Regions from separate parts of the Homo sapiens genome. Here region 1 is linked to region 2. A link is a contact called in ENCODE Hi-C or POLR2A ChIA-PET data. All regions are on one chromosome and are shown on one strand. Each heading gives the region's core, a stretch centred on a gene start or an enhancer-like site at or near the end of the contact. The rest is flanking DNA. Distances are from core to core; before and after follow the strand shown.

The links. A loop is a pair of places that touch in the nucleus more often than their neighbours do. ChIA-PET counts read pairs that join two places held with the same protein, here RNA polymerase II (POLR2A). Pooled maps may share reads with other maps.
Region 1: a loop to region 2 is called in a map of psoas muscle, with 3 times the contacts of the local background. The contact joins the promoter of KU-MEL-3 here to the enhancer-like site in region 2. A Hi-C loop is called at or near these places in 16 of 168 maps with a recorded cell type or tissue (PC-9, Right ventricle myocardium inferior, aorta and 11 more) and 16 of 50 pooled maps. POLR2A ChIA-PET finds 5 or more read pairs at or near these places in 2 of 52 experiments (PC-9 and activated CD4-positive, alpha-beta T cell).

The regions. Positions count from the first base shown.
Region 1 is chr6:4,609,270-4,611,969 of GRCh38, reverse strand. It overlaps KU-MEL-3 (a long non-coding RNA gene), which reads right to left and starts at 1,405. Exons shown (of 2, transcript NR_122107.1): 1 at 1,158-1,405; 2 at 51-992.
Region 2 is chr6:4,350,595-4,353,294 of GRCh38, reverse strand. No RefSeq gene overlaps it. Among named protein-coding and RNA genes, the nearest start is that of LINC02533, 140 kb to the left of the region's middle. Within about 2 kb of position 1,299, at least 27 of the 41 ENCODE cell types and tissues checked have a DNase peak (open chromatin) inside an H3K27ac peak, as active enhancers do; they include PC-9, ascending aorta, dorsolateral prefrontal cortex and 7 more, where a contact is called at or near this core.

The DNA.
Region 1 (2,700 bases), core at 156-2,655, 260 kb before region 2:
ACTCAGCGCAACAACTTGCCCAGGAATCTGCTTCTGTGCTTGGAGAATAATCCCACTTTATAAACAATCCACTTTATTTAGCACAGGCCTTCAAGAAAACACCAGACACTGACATGATGAATTGCTCTCTTGGGAGCACGGGTGGGTGAGACTGGGGAGGAGGATGGGAAGTGAGAACTTGGTCCGTTTACCGGAAGACAGCAGCACACAGATCTGCTTGCACCCTGTACCTCATTGTCTAGGATAACAGGATTCCACAGCCTTGCCCTGATAGAAGCAACTCGGCAATTAATGGGTTGATGGCCCACAGTCCTTCCAAGGAAAACCCATGTTTGCTTGCTGCAGCCACGTGGACAACAGGCAGGCTCACCACAATGCCTGCAGGCCCTTCCTGGTCTCTCAATTTCACTCCTTCAACAAGCGTTTAGCAGATGCCTCCTCCTTATTACCTTCTGTATTAGGTGCTGGGGATACACTGGGAGAAGGTTCTTGTTCTTAAGGAACTTCTGATCCTACAGCAAGCCAGTGATGAGGGGAGAAGTGGTAGAATGGGGGGGATTCACAGCATGAGCACACAGAGGAGGGATACTCACTATGGGGCAGGGAGTGGAGGCTGGTGCTTAGTCGTCAGCATTCATTCTCTGGAACTCTGTGGACCCGTGCTTCTATATTTGCACATAGTAAGTTCTAATTTAACCATGAATTTTGGAAAAACCGTGATCATAGAGTTTCTTTCTCTGTCTTCCTTTCTCATCTCTTCCTCCTTTCTCTCTCCTTATGAACAGCGGTCTTTTCAAAGTTAGCCCATAGGATTGGGACCAAGCCTGAGATTCCAAACAGTGTTGGAGAGGGTGGAGTGTAGAGAAGCACCTGAGTCTCATGGTGAAGTTAGAGACAGGGACCCCGAGGCCTGGCATGATTGGAAGCAGGGCACAAAGATGAGTGTAGAGCAGAGGCCAGCGGGAGGGTAAGGAGCCTGGAGGTCAGGAGGCCTGCAGAGGGGAGAAGAGCAGAAACAGGGTCGGGAAGTGCCCCAACCCAGCAGTCCCTGCCTCCGCAAACAAGACTTGCTGGACACCAAGGCAGCCTCCTGACCTGACTTGCACACCAGTCACACACTTGCCTCCCAACAGGAATGACTAGACTCCGGAGCTCACCTGAGGCCTGCAGGTAGGAGCTGGAGAAGGATGAGGTCGGGGCGAGGAGTTCGCGGAAGCATTGGCAGGCCTGGACTCTCCTTTGCGCTGTTTCGTGGTTTATTTCCCAGCTCTAAACAAGGACGTCCTGCAAACTTCTGATGGGTTTGGTTTTGTGGTAACTTCTTAGAGAGCTCAGAGCATCAAGGAAGAACATTTCCTCAGGATGCTGAGGCGTGGACTGGCTTTCATCTCAATTTTCTTCAGCTGATTTCCTTCAATGTTGTTTTTCTCTTTTGAACAAAAGAATATGCTGTTTGTTCGGTCACATGGACTTGTGGTTACTCACCCGTGGAAGGAGGCCACCCCTCGAGACTCTGGCAAGAGCAGGGGAAATTCCTTTCAACACCAGCCCCGAGGAATTCTCATGATCCTGGTTTCCATTTTGGTCAAATTAAAGATGAAAGGACTCGATCCAGCACTGAGGAGGACGATAGTTTTGATTCTGAGGGAGACACAGCTAGATGAAAAACCAGGCTAACCTTTTATCTGGTATGAGAGTGGAGAGGCACATCCTGTGACAAATTGAGCATCCATTGTGTGAGGAATTCCTGCTTCAGGCCCCATCTCAGAAATCAAAGCCTTGTAGGTGAGGAGAAACAACCGTGAGGCGGCAGGTTTATTTATTTATTTTCCCACCAAAGTCTTAGATAACTTTACTGGGTGCCTGCCTTCTTTTTGGTTTTGTGTTTGCATAATTTTAGAAATGCCATTAGGAATAGCTGCTTTCCTAGAGAAAGTTTCCAGTTGGTAAAAACAGGACAAGCTGTTTTCGATAATCATGAACCTTTTCATTTGAAGGGTTCTTTTCCATACTCCTGACTCCCACCACCTCTGATATAGGTAATTCCATGAACTTTAGCACTTCTTGATTTGGTATTCTTTAAAAAATTTTAAATTGTGGCAATATACACATAACATAAAATTTAACATCATATCCAATTCTTTTATTTTTAAAAAGATTTATTTATTTATTTGAGATAGGGTGTCGCTCTGTTACCCAGACTGGAGTGGAGTGGTGTGATTACAGCTCACTGTGGCCTCAACCTCCTGGGTTCAAACAATCCTCTCACCTCAGCCTCCTGAGTAGCTGGGGCTACAGGCTCACGTCCCCACACTGTTTAATTTTTTAAATTTTTTGTAGAGATGGGATCTCACTATGTTGCCCAGTCTGGTTTCAAACTCCTGGCCTCAAGCAGTTCTCCTTCCTTGGTCTCTGAAAGTGTGGAGATTATAGGCATGAGCCCCTGTGCCTAACCTCCGGAAGTCTTTCCATCCTCCCGAACTGGAACTCTGTACACGTTAAATCCTAACTCCCCACTTCCCTAGCCCCACTCTGCAGTCCCTGGCATCCCCTTTCTACTCTCAGTCTCTACGAGTTTGACTAATCTAGGACCTTATATAGGTGGAATCAGCAATACTTGTCATTTTGTGACTGGCTTATTTCACTTAGCATAATGTCCTCATAGATTTGGCATTCTTTTACTTTGTCTTTAAAATACTA
Region 2 (2,700 bases), core at 50-2,549:
TCACCACTCTGCCCTGGCTTCACTGGAGGTGTTTGCAGACCAGGGGCCTGGGGTGCTGGCCTCTGTCACCACCGCCTCTCCTGCTGCTGCCCACGGTGTCTCTCAGGTCTGTGGCTCACACAACCTACCTCATGGCCACTACTGGTATTTTTCAGCTGTGAACCCTAGTCCATTTCTGGTCTGAATTCCTTCTCTCTCCACTTGCAAGTTGACTTCGGCATCATGGCTGGTGTATAGTCTGCATCAGGAAGAGCTGTGCAGCTTAGACTGGCTCCCTTCAGCTAGGGTATTTCCAGAAGAGAGCTGTCCACTGAAGACTGTCCACTGGTGACATCTGCTGCAGCTAGGGGAAGAAACACTTCATTCCTGAAATGGGAGCTGGGAGGGAAAGCTTCAGCACGAGGGCACCTGTGGGCAGACGTCTCAAGAGCGTTGACATTATGGTCCTCGTCACATCCCGTGAAGATACAAATGGAATTTACAGTGATGTGAATTTAGACCTACAGTCCCACTCCTCTCTCTCAAGGGACAGTTCATGCATCTGAGGACTATGTGTCCAATGGGAGAACCTTCTCAGCCTTTCCTGTCTGCCTTTGTGTTCTCTTCCATCTCCTCACTCCCCATGGGCATTTCCACCGTAGACTGTCAGGGAAATCAAAAGCAGGGAAATGCAAACCAGTCCATAGCCAGCTCTGGCCAAAGCCTCACCTGGATGGGACATGGCAGTGGCAGCCTTGGCTCAATGGGTTTGGAGGAATTTCCAATGGCTTTCACTCCCGCAGCTGTCACATGGACAGTCGCAGTGTCTTCTCAGGGCGTCTTCCCAGCATGGCCACTACAGAATTGTAAAAAGCCTCTGGAAGCCCATGACTGCACCTCTGCGATCTCTCTCCCACCCTGCCCATAAACAGCCCAAAGGAGAATCCTCACATTCAGACAACATAAAATGTGCTTGAGTGGACACAGATTTCTCACTAATTCTCCGTGAAATCCATGTCACACTGCCACCTACTTCTTTCTCTATTACAGTAACACAGGAATGAGTCATAGTCTGGACGATCTTCTAGAACCCCCCGAGAGCTGCAAGAGCTGGGAAACAAGCCCAGGCAGCGCTGCCAGGCCTCTCGATATAACGCTGCTTTTGTGCCAGACCCACTGGGGGCTGTGCCTCTGCGACATTTCAGCTCTAGAAATGCTCCCTCTCCATTTCCAGCCGCCATCGCACACACGCAGATGCCTGAAATTCCCATGGCTAGTGACTCACGCCTCCTGGCTCGGCAGCAAGAGTCCTGAGCTCACTTCACTTTTGTTGAAAATGAAGAAGCCACTGGGAGGGGTGTTGCTTTAAGTCAGAGAGTGTCAGAGCTGGACGGGATCTTAACTGCAACCCTGTTCTGGGTGCTCGTCCAGCTGGGCACTGCCATCACAGCCCAGCCCGGGGAAGCCACAGGAGAAGCAGGGCTTTTTGGACTCTGCAGAGCAAAGTGTTCCTTACACTGGAATGTAGTATAAAGCAACACTTTTATAAACAAACAAGGATATGATGTGATGCAGAATGCTGAATCTGGGTGAATTCGTAAAATAGAGCGTGATATGTTGGCCACTACTGGACGGTTACTAGTTCCTGCACTCATTTACAGTGGCTGTGTGGCTGCTCTGTTGGGAAGTTTGGGAAAGCGCTGCTTAGACAACAGCAAGCTACCGTGTGACCCAACAATCCCACTTCTGGGTATACACCCCAAAGAATCAAACACGGGATCTGGAAGAGATATTTACACCCCCGTGTTAATGGCAGCATTATTCCCAACAGCCAAATGGTGGAAGAAATCCAAGTGTCTCTTAGTGATGAATGGATAAACAGAATGTGGTCATCTACACAATGAAATATTATTGAGCCTTGAAAAGGAAGGAAATTCTGACACACTGCAACATGGAGGAACATTATGCTCAGTGAAATCAGCCAGACACAAAAGGACAGATACTGTGTGATTCCACGTACATGCAGTACTAGAGTAGTCAAAATCATAACAACGGAAAGTAGCATGAGAAGGGCCAGGAGCTGCTGGGGAAGGAGGGGAAATGGGGAGTTGGTGTTTCATGCGGACAGAGTTTTCGTTTGGGGAGATGAAAAAGTCCTGAAGATGGATGTTGGTGATGGGTGCATAACATCCATCTAGTGGATACTGTGGCATCCAATACCACTTACTATTGTATGTCTTGTATCTTCCCCATGCACAAACTCCACCTCCTTCTCTGGACAGCTCCTGAGGGTTGGGTGATGCCTCATTCACTCTTACAGTGTAATTTTCCTAATGCCACTAAACTGTACCCCTAAAAATGACTAAAATGGCAAATGTTGTGTTACGTTAAAAGGGGAGGGCTGCATGTGAGAACACTAGTGAATTGCCAGATCACCTCATCCCACCCCTCCCTGTCCATTTCCAGGTGTTGGAAGCTGAGTTCAGAGAGCTGCTGTCATTTCCTGGGGTGCACGGCTGGTTAGTGCTGGAGCTGAGCCCAGGCTTCCTGACCTCTACGTCAGTGTTCTTTCCTTAAAAAAACCCATTGTTTATCATTTTTTTCCATGCTGATTGGAGAGATGGCAGTCAGATGAGGCAGATGTGGCTATGTCACTTGTGGCCACTCCTCTTTTCCAGTCCCGCTGCCACCACCCTTGTCCAGGTGTGCACAGCCTGAATT